Regions from separate parts of the Homo sapiens genome. Here region 1 is linked to region 2. Evidence: read pairs that join two places in POLR2A ChIA-PET (ENCODE). Cell type or tissue: MCF 10A. All regions are shown on one strand. Each heading gives the region's core, and the rest is flanking DNA. Links, peaks and the distances in the headings are about the cores only. Region 1 holds the start of LOC105376689 (translation initiation factor IF-2). Region 2 overlaps LINC01714 (long intergenic non-protein coding RNA 1714).

The links. ChIA-PET counts read pairs that join two places held together with the same protein. Peaks named below come from ENCODE experiments on the same cell type or tissue, not always from the same donor. Only the 100,000 strongest peaks of a DNase experiment are listed, where the experiment ranks them.
Region 1: POLR2A ChIA-PET joins it to region 2 with 6 read pairs; 2 of 35 experiments call an interaction of 5 or more read pairs at or near these places.

Annotation. Positions count from the first base shown.
Region 1 is chr1:7,702,561-7,707,928 of GRCh38, reverse strand. The region is part of intron 11 of CAMTA1 (calmodulin binding transcription activator 1); the gene reads right to left. LOC105376689 (translation initiation factor IF-2) reads left to right here and starts at 3,367. Exons shown (of 5, transcript NR_188653.1): 1 at 3,367-4,581; 2 at 4,699-4,818; 3 at 5,271-5,368. RefSeq lists a silencer at 3,027-3,446. In MCF 10A, for the core only: no CTCF peak of the experiment used is centred there; no DNase peak of the experiment used is centred there.
Region 2 is chr1:8,209,860-8,215,227 of GRCh38, reverse strand. LINC01714 (long intergenic non-protein coding RNA 1714) reads right to left here. Exons shown (of 4, transcript NR_125998.1): 2 at 4,633-4,741; 3 at 550-603; 4 at 18-149. Among named protein-coding and RNA genes, the nearest start is that of LINC01714, 3.9 kb to the right of the region's middle. RefSeq lists enhancers at 2,965-3,259, 2,737-3,936. In MCF 10A, for the core only: no CTCF peak of the experiment used is centred there; a DNase peak (open chromatin) is centred at 3,107.

The DNA of each region.
Region 1 (5,368 bases), core at 80-5,079, 510 kb after region 2:
TGTCATGTTAAGCCAAATGTAGTCACATAAGAGAATAGCAAAGAAAAGATGGTCATTTGACTTCAGGGCAATTCACTCAAGAAGAGGAGAAGACTCTAACTGAAGGTCTCCATGACTATGAACGCCAACATCCCCATGACATGATGTGACACTACCCATTGGTATCACCCAGCAGGCTAATAAGCACTTCTGAAATGTTAAATGTGAGTAATACTAACTTGTGGTTTTTAATGTAATTCAATACATCACATCTGGACTTCTCCCACCATCACGCCTGTGATCTCAGCACTTTGGGAGGCAAAGGCGGGTGGATCACTTGAGCTCAGGAGTTTGAGCCCAGCCTGGGCAACATGGAGAAACCTCATCTCTACAAAAAATACAACAAATTAGCCGGGCATGGTGGTGTGTACCTGTAGTCCCAGCTACCCAGGAGACTGAGGTGGGAGGATCACCTGAGCCCGGGAGGTGGAGGCTGCACTGAACCATGATCATGCCACTGCACTCCAGCCTGGGAGACAGAGTGAAACCTGTTTCAAAAAGAGCCTCACACCTTTCACTCGGGAAACTTTCATATCAACCAATGCTTTAACTTTGCTATCTTTCTCATATTAAGTAAATAATACTCAGTTCCACTTGTTATTCACGTACTGGATTCTAGAACAGCCCCACATGAATACACTGCAGCAGTGACAGCTCTTAGTAAAGGCCCAGTTCAGTCCTAAATAGAAGACTAAAGAAAAGCCTGGGCCAGGCACGGTGGCTCACGCCTGTAATCCCATCACTTTGGGAGGCTGAGGCAGGCAGATCACAAGGTCAGGAGTTCAAGACCAGCCTGGCCAACATAGTGAAACCCCATCTCCACCAAAATACAAAAATGAGCTGGGCATGGTGGCGCGCACCTGTAGTCCCAGCTACTCGGGAGACTGAGGCAGGAGAATCACTTGAACCCGGGAGGTGCAGGTTGTGGTGAGCCGGGATCATGCCACTGCACTCCAGCCTGGGCAACAGAGCGAGACTCCGTCTCAAAAAAAAAAAAAAAAAAGAATAGCCTGAAATAATGCATCCGCCAGGGTATCACCAAAGCCAAATCCTTAAATAATACAAACAAGACTGTTATTAACGAGTACATGAAATACTGTATTTCCATTTGAGTTGTTCAGATTATAATTAATCAGGACGACCTCATCAAGGTCTCTCAGGAATACACAGCAGTTCTCTGCTTCTTTTCACTACTAGGTTAAATTTATTTAGGAAATGCATACGCTGTAAGTAAATGCTATTTTCTTGGACATTAAACATTATTACTCTCTAAATCTAATACAAAGAAAAAGAGAAACAAATTTATTTGCTAGTGTCTAATTCTGGTCTTGGAATAATAACTATTTTTTTTCTAAACACACAGCAGGAAAAGTGCTTCTGCATAATGCATTTCTCTTGATCCGGTTCCCAGCAATAGTTTCTCGATAAGACACAGATTCTGCAGGGAAACGGAACACTTCAGTTCCTCAAGGTAGTAAGAGAAAAAGACTCCTTGTATGTAATAGCCAGACATTTTATCGATAAAACTTGGGAGCACAATTTTAAAAAGTCAGGGGTTGGCCTCACTGGTGGAAAAAATATAATGCATTCATTCAAGCAACCAAACACAGGAGGCATTTCTGTAGTTATCTGAGGGCACCTCTCACGTTTACTGAGTCCGCTTCCGGGATTAGATACTTCAGGCTGCCAGCAGAAATCCTATCAAGTAAAAGTGGGCAAAATAGAAAATGGACTTTAAAATTGTCGTCCTTCCCTGGTGAGGCAACTGATTAAGAAGACAGTCTGCAAGAATATCATCATTTCAGAAATCTATTCTGATACCTGATTTGTAGAGAAATGCTTTTGATGTCTGCAGTAATCTACAGAGATCGAAAAAGTCTCAAACACCAGAACGCCATCAGCGCCACCTCTAAAGAGGCGCAATACCTAGAAACCCAATCACCAGAGCTCCGAAAATGCAAAAGGGCCACCCCGAGCATCTATCCTGGCCCATCTGCGCGTGGAAAGTGCTCTCTGGTCGCCAGTCTGCAGGGAAGCAAAGCTCTCAGAAGTTCCTCCGAGCCTTCCATCCACTTTCAGGACTGCCCTGTGCACGCGGGTGAATCGAGCGTCCCTCCGCTCCCCTGGTCTGTAGTTAGAGACAGTCCCCCGTCGCCCGATCCCGCACCCGCTGAGGAGCGCAGGGCTGTGCCCGCACCTCGCCTCGCACCTGTCTGCCCAGGGAAACCGGGAGCTCCGCGGGCCCCGCCGCGGGAAGGAGGCGGCACTGGGTCCCAAAAACCCGTGTTGAGGAGAAGCCGAGCGCCCCAACACACTCGCCGCCGGCCGGGCCGGGCCCCCGCGCGCCCCGACGCCGCCCCAGCCCCGCCCGCGCGCGCCCGACACGCTCGTCCCCGCCCTCGCTCCGACACAGACACACGCGCGCGTCCTCGCACCACTCCAGAAGCTCATCCGGCCCGCGCGCGCACCCAGACACGCGTGGCTCACACCCGCCGCACACGCCCCTCGCACAAACACGCGCGCCCCTCACGCCCTCGGCCACTCCAGACACACGGCCCCGGGCCCCACGCAGGCTCGGGCGTCGACACACCCTCGCGGCATGGACACGCGTGTCTCCCACCCACTCCTCGGCCAAACGCACCCCTCCCTGCAGCCCCTCACCCTTGCTCCTCACACTCACTCCCCACTCTCGCCCCAGAAACACGCCCCTCACACCGGGCCCGCCGGATCCCCACACTTCCCACTCGCGCCAGAAACGCGCGCACCCTCGTGGCCCCTCCCTGCCGCGCGTAAACACGCCCGGTCCGCGCACGCCCTCCCGGCCTGGCCCCGCACACTCGCGCCAGAAACACGCGTGGCCGCGCACCACGCCCCCGGCCCGCGAGCACGCGTGTCCCCACGCCCCGGCCCCGCCCCCGCCCCGCGCGCGCCCCCGCCGGCCGCCGCCCTCGACCGCACGCGCCCTCCGCCTAGCCCCGCGCCGCCGCGCACCTACCCGGACCTGCTGAGCTCGGCTCCTGCTCGTCAGGCTTGCGCCGAGCCGCCGCTCACTGGCTCCCGCGCCCCGCCCGGCCCCGCCCGGCCCGGCCCAGCCCGGCCCCGCGCCCGCTCAGCTCCACTCGCCGCAGCTGGAACGACTCGCGGGGCTCCGGGTACCGCGGTCTCCCCGCCACTGCCCGAGTGCGCCGCCCGGACCAATGGCGGGGCGCGGCGGTGAGCTCACCGGACCAGACCCCGCCCCCCAGGCCGCGTGGTCCAATCGGAGGATGCGACGTCACCCGGAGCCGGGCAGAGGCTGGTGCGGGGCGCGGAGCCGCTCGGCGCGGGGACTGCGCCGGAACTGCGCCCGAGCCGCGCTGGACGGCGGGGGCCCGGCCGGAGGTTGCGGGCGGAGCGCGGCCCGGGCGTCCCCGCGCGAGAGCCGGGCCCCCGGTCCCTCGCGACGCGGTCCCCGCCGCTCCGCCCGCCCGGCTCAGCGCGGCCCGCGAATGGGGCGGCGACGGTTCCCTCGAGGCCGGGACGGCTCGGAGCCCGACGGCTGCGCCCGCTGCCCGGGCCGACGGCCCCCGGAGCCCCGCGCGGGCCTCCCGTTCCCCTTCCCGCGGGGCCGCCCCGCGCCCGCCCTGCCTGGCTCCCCGCGCCGTCGGGGCCGCCCGAAGCTCCGCGCCGAGGGCCCGCGTTCCCGGGCTCGGGCTCCCTGCGCGGCCCCGGCGCGCCCTGCGGCGGCGGCGTCTGCAATGCAGCCGGCGGGAGGAGCCGGCGCTGCGCAACGAGCGGGGAGGCGTGGGGGCCAGGCTGGAGGGAGGGGGCCGGGGCCCGAGGACCCGGGGAGGGCCAGGGCGGGGCGGAGGACGGTGGGCGGGGACGGTGGCGGCGGCTCCGGCTTTGGGGAGGGGGTGCGGCGCTGGGCCCCCTTAGCTGGAGTGCAGGCTCCGCCCACCCTTTGGGTCTAACCTCCGCGTTCCAAAGTTCCAGCTCCAGCCCTGCGCACTTGGGGACTTCTGCGTGAGGGTCTCTCGCCCCGGCCACAAATCCCGAGCCGCACCTCTTAATCGAGGCTCAGGCGTCCCGAGCGGATCCCGCTTTCTTTTTTCCCTGTGCTGTTTGCAGTCCCACGGCCTCGCACAGAGAAAGTGCCTGACCCCAAGACCTGTGATGAGACCGCCTATTTTGTTTTTGTTATATACTAATAGATATAGATATATAGATACAGTCAATTATCTGTAAAATCGGCCATGTCTCTGCCACCTGGGTAAAAAGGTGTCTCGAAATTGGGGGCGGAGTCTCTTTTCTGACCCTACCCAAACGCACACAGAAACAACCCCAACATTTGCAGAGCCCTTAAGCCTGTACACCCAATGAGGAATCGCTGGTTAGAGGCCGCGTGAAGGACACCCTGACCAAGCTGGGTCCTGCCCATGCCGGTAGATCGTCCATGGCTTCCCTTGGGGGCTGCCACCCACTGTAAACCTGAGCAAGTTCCTCTCCTGTTCCGAAGCCTGCCCTGGCAAAGCCCCAGTACATATTCCAATCCTGCTCTAGGTCAGTATTCCCACTGCACCTGTCTACCCCTCGCCCGCCCCCCGGGTCACCACGCAGGACCCCTTGCACGCTCCCCCCACCACCTTTGCTATGCAACTCCTCCCCTTTATCTGCTAGGGAGACTCCTATGCATTCATCAAGGTCCAGCTCAAATCTGGCCACCCTCAGTGGCTTTTCCTGACGCTCTCAGCAGAACCAAACCTCCAGCTTTGTTATGTGTTGGTGTTGCAGTACACAGTGAGTGAGTTCTGTTTGTTTTCCAGGGCGGCAATGAAAGGGTAGTCATCAGGGACACATAGGCTCGGGAAACCAACCCCCCTGGGTTCAGAGTGGGCTCGTTGCTAGCTGTGTGCTCCACTGTCTGTGCCTTCATATCTATGGTGCGGGAGTTAAAGGAATCAATAGGTGGAAGGTGCATGTACCAGTGCCTGGCACTGATGTACATTCAATCAAAGTTAGCTACCGTTGCCAGCTTTGCCAAAACGGGGTACTTGGGGGCGAGGAGGAGTGGCTGGAGGCTGGGGTTGGGGTGGCTTCTGGGTTTCTGGTGCTGTTTTAATCTCGACCTGGGCACTGGTTTTAGTTTGTGAAAAATCATTGAGTTGCATACTTAGAATATGTGCACTTTTCCATATGTCCATCATACATTAATAAAAAGTGTTTCTAGAAGTTAGTTGTTTTTCACTAAGAGCAGGACAGCCCTCATCTCCTTGAGAACAAGAACAAAGCCTGACATCCCAGCAGCTTGCACAGTGCTGGCGGGGCACGCTGTAAGTGCTCAGCTGAT
Region 2 (5,368 bases), core at 203-5,202:
TTATCCCTTCATCAAAATTTTATTTTTTAAATTTTTTATTATTAATTTTTTTTTATTTCCATAGTTACTGGGAAACAGGTGGTGTTTCGTTACATGAGTAAGTTCTTTGTGATTTGTGAGATTCTGGTGCAGAATTTGTGACATCTCCCCTAGAAAGAAAGAAAAGAAGCAACAGCCTTGGGTATTAAATTTAAATTCCACATGGGATCCAAGACCATTTCCTTTCAGCTCCACCCAGCTTTCCCAGAGCAGTTCCCGATGCCTCCTGCAGCAGCCAGTGTTTCCCAAACTTACTGGTCATGGGAATAACCCAAGGCACTGGATAGATAAAATAAAAATTCAGATTCCTTGACCCCACCTCTGTGGACTCTGATTCCGGAGGTCTGAGTGGTGGTGTTGGGGTAGGGGTGAGGGTGCCCCAGTTGTCTGTATAATTGACAAGCGGGAGAGTCTGCAGAGAAACTGGGCTGGAATCAGTCATGGACTGCCCTGCCATCAGGCTTTTGCAGACAATGCAGTTCCCTTTTTCTGGAATTTGCATGCACTCACCCTACCCCCTCCATGGATAAGTTCCTCCTTGTCCTTCAGTGTCCTGTTCAACACCTAGGACAAATTTCTGTGTCAAAGAATTTCTATGTCAAGGAATAGGCCAATTTTTCAACTTTTGATGGATGTTGGCAAATTGTCTTCCAAAATGTCTACCGTGTCTACCGGTTTACACTTCCACCTTTTTGCTTTCCTAAAACATTTTTTCCCTATTACAAAAATATTGTATATTAAGTGTAGACAGTTTAGAGAATACAGATATGTAAAGGGAATGTGGGCGGGTGTGGTGGCTCAAGCCTGTAATCTCAGCACTTTGGGAGACCGAGGTGGGTGGATCACCTGAGGTCAGGAGTTCAAGACCAGCCTGGCCAACATGGTGAAACCCCGTCTCTACTAAAAATATAAAAATTAGCCTGGCGTGGTGGCGTGTGCCTGTAATCCCAGCTCCTCGGGAGGCTAAGGCAGGAGAATTGCTTGAACCTGGGAGGTGGAGGTAGCAGTGAGCCGAGATGGCACCACTGCACTCCAGCCTGGACAACAGAGTGAGATTCCGTCTTAAAAAATAAAAGAAAAGAAAATAAAATAAAGGTAATGTGAGGAGACTACAGTCCCAGCAAACAGTTTTGTAACCCTCAATTAGGTGAATTCTTCCCATATTTTGTGTCTGCAGATGCACTTGGAAGTTTGACTTCAACTCGAGTCCCAGATTCACCTCTTACTAACCCCATGGCCTTGGACAAGTTACTTAATGTTTCTGAGTGTCCGTTTTCTCATCTATAAACTGAAGATGACGGTAGCACCACGTCAAAGGCTGTCACAAGATGCATGGCATTTAGCCAGTGCCTGGAATGTGACGAACTCTCAGGGCACTCTTCTATGACGTTGTTTGCGCCTTGCTTTCTTACTCCAGCAATACGTACAAACATCTTCCTTTTGTAGCAAAGGGACACTCCTAGCCTCAGTCTTTTATAGGAACCTCGGGTCTATAGCTCCAATCCTAGACCATCAGTACCACCAGTGGTGTTTTGTTGGTGTCAGATTTTCACCTGGTCCCACTCAGCCTAGCTACAAGTTCCTCCTCCCCCACCTGCCTGCCCCCATCTTAGTCACGTCATCTGTTCTCTGAGGCCTCCCGACAGAAGCCACCAGAATACCTCCCTCTCCCTCCACAGTTAACTGGGTTTCAAGCAGTTCTGTTATTTCACTCTAAAGGGAGAGAATGGAATCAGACAGACCTCCCTTTTTGTCCTGGCCCTGTTGCTTACACAGTGTGTGACAGTGAACAGCTATCTCTGTTCCCTGAGCCTCAGTTTCTTCATCTGTAAGATGGAGTGATAGCTGACCTGCCACGTAGGGCTGCGGTTCTGATGGCGAAATGAGACGGCTCGCGTAAGTGTGCAGCACCGTGCAATCAGAGGGTCAGTGCTCCACACACACAACTGCGATTGCACCACTGCTGTGTGATCCCCATCTCGCTTGCTCTAGCCCTGGCTGTCATTGCAGCCCTGTTTGCAGCACTGACATGGCCTCCTAACATGTCCCCACCTTCAATCTTTCCCAGGACAAATTTCAGTGTGTCACCAGGATGACTTTCCCAAGGCATATCTGCAGCAGGTCACTCTCTGCTCAAGACTTAGATGGCTACAGTCCCCCTACCATTGAACACCTAGAGGTGTCCCAGCCCCAGCATGGCTTCCACAGGCCCCGTGGCTCTGGATGCAGAGTCCGTTTCCAGCCTGAGATGGAGCTGTGCTCAGCACTTTCCCATCCCTCTTTGTGAGTGCCCACCACCTGCACGGAGACTGTTTCTTATTATCCCAGCAGCCCCCGCCGGGCTCAGACATCCCTCCTGGAGCTTGTATTTCCAGGTCCCCTCTGGGTCCCGCTCCCCTGAGCAAACACTTGGTGCACTGTCCACTGCCCACGCATCCTGCTCCACAGGGCTCTGTCTCCACCATGACCCTGCAGCCTCTTGAGAACAGATGCCCGTTCTGTTCACTTTTGCATCCTCTCTGCACCCCCAGCTTCCCTCTGCAAGCTTGAAATGTTTGTTCACTCTCTTGCTAATAAATAACATTTTTTCCCAGGTTTAGATGTATAAAAGTTGATCCACAGGCCAAAGGGTTTACACAGATCATTTACCTTTCCTGTGACTTATTCCAAGATGACAAGGACAAGGAATTTTAAAAACTGCAATGCCCATCACTAGAACTGACGTAGCCATAGACGCCTCTGACACATGTGTTAGGAAACACACCTATATTGAATGTCACATGCCTCTTTTTTGTGATTATGAGATGCGCATAGAACACATATACGTGGTTCTTATCTGTGGAAAGGCAGGAGACTAACCACAACGGTGTGTGCCCTCTCTCCCTCGGGGGCAGGAGAATCGTGCCCTAGCACACGGAGAGGGTGGGGTTCAAACGTGCACACTTGCTTTTCTTTCCTAAAGCCATGTATCGAGACTATTTGTTTAGTCCTGTTCTGAAAGATGATGCAACATGACTCGAAAGGAAGTGGGCAGTTGCCTTGCTGCCGCGAGGTAAGGAATGTCACGTCGCTCAAATGTGCTTCGCATTCCCAGAAATATGCCGCAGCTGAAAGGGAGGAGATGACTCAATGTTCCCCTAACTTTCGACATATCCACCACAGAGCCCGACCAGCGCTAAAGAGGGCAGGCTGGCAGAAAGTCCAGCGAGCGTGAGGGGCCAACACAGCGCTCCCCGCCTCCCCCGGAGGCCGCTATGGCATTTGGGGTGCAGAGCCCAACCGAGTCAACCTGGTGTGATTTTTTTTTTTCCAAGCTGGAATAACAGGGCCGTAGGTCCACATTGTGTTCGTGTGTTCTTAGGTAGCAGATGTCTGTAGAGGGGTACTTAGGGGAGGAAATGAGGGTGGAGGTGGCCTGCCCAAACTCTGCGAGTTTTCTAGCCATGGTTCTGATAATTAGCTTTGCGCAAGTGGGGGCCTTTGTCCTTAGAACGGGCTCTTTTAATATCACTCCTCCCTTCCTTTTTTTTTTTTTTTGAGACCGAGTTTCGCTCTTGTTGCCCAGGCTGAAGTGCAGTGGCATGATCTCAGCTTACCGCAACCTCTGCCTCCTGGGTTCAAGCGATTCTCCTGCCTCAGCCTTCCTGAGTAGCTGGGATGTTCCAGAGGGTAGCCACCTGTTCCTCCCCAGGCAGAGGAGCCTGGTAGCTCCACGACCCATCAAGAGTCGATCTCAGCATCTCCCAAACTCACTATCGCTGAAACGATCTCTGCTCCAGGACTCAATGCTTTTTGGGGATGTGGCAACTAAATTGGTAAAGAGACCTGCTCCCTGCACCGCCTGCGTGGGTGCTGGGTGCTGGGTGCTGGGTGCATAAAGCCCTTGCAGGTGATCACGAGGCAGTGGAGTGGAGCACCCGAGGCTGCTCCACCTGGGCTGGCTCCAAGCTCCCCATTTTCTGGGAGTCAGAATCGGAGCCTGGTATGCAGTCTCTCCCTCCGGGCTTCACTCTTTGCATCCGAAGACCAGGAATGATAACAGCACCTGCCTCAGGGTTGTGGTCAGGACAAAATAACTGCATGGTTTTGTGAAGTGCCTAGAAGGGTGCTGGATGCCATGATTCTTTTTTTTTTGAGATGGAGTCTCGCTCTGTTGGCCTGGCTGGAGTGCAGTAGCGTGATCTCGGTTCACTGCCTCCGCCTCCCGGGTTCACGCCATTCTCCTGCCTCAGCCTTCCGAGTAGCTGGAACTACAGGCTCTTGCCACCATGCCTGACTACTTTTTGTATTTTTAGTAGAGAAAGGAGCCTCACCATGTTGGCCAGGTTGGTCTCGAACTCCTGACCTTGTGATCTGCCCACTTCAGCCTCCCAGAGCGCTGGGATTACAGGTGTGAGCCACCGCGCCCGGCCTCATGATTCTTGATAAATGAATTAACACCAAGGTCGCCTCCCCAGGGAATATTCACTACCAGCTGGTGCCTTCACATGTGGGGTTCGCCGTCTCATGGCTTCATGAGCTTGAGTCTTGCCCCACGGTTTCTCTAAGGGTTAAATCCATGACCTCCACCAAAACTGAGCGTGAGATACTTACTGAGTCCAGCGAAGAGCAGAGACCACAGTCAAATTAAGAGAAACAGACTCAGAAGGCACGGGAAGGAACGTCGATGCTATCAGAAAAGCCAGATTCCACATAAATCCTCCTATTTACAAATGAAAGATTCAGATGACGGGGGAAGGGGCTGCTTGCAGACTCTTTCCCACATCTCTCGGCACAGTGCCCATCTTAAGGGGGAAATCAACGTTAAGAAATGACATTGGTCGGGCACGGTGGCTCACACTTGTAATCTCAGCCCTTTGGGAGGCGGAGGCGGGCAGATTGCTGAGCCTGGGGGGTTCGAGACCAATCTGAGCAATAAAGTGAAACCCCATCTCTACAAAAAATATAAAAATTAGCTGAGTGTGGTGGTGTGCACCTGTAGTCCCAGCTACCGAGGAGGCTGAGGTGGGGGGACCACCTGAGCCCAGGAGGTCAAGGCTGCATTGAGCCGTGATGTCACCACTGCACTCCAGCCTGGGTGACAGACCTAGGTGAAGACCTTAGCTCAAATAAAAATAAAAATAAAAAGAGAAAGGATAAAAAAGATATTTTTCACCCTCTAACCTGAGAATTCTTCCAGATACAACTGAGATAGGTCCACCCCCAAATTCCTCCGCCACCCAGGGCACGCGGCAGTCGGGACTGGAGAGGCTCCCTCAGCGGAGGCTACAGCCAAACATGAAGCTTGCATTCTTTTTTTCTTTCTTCTTTCTTTTCTTTCCTTTTTTCT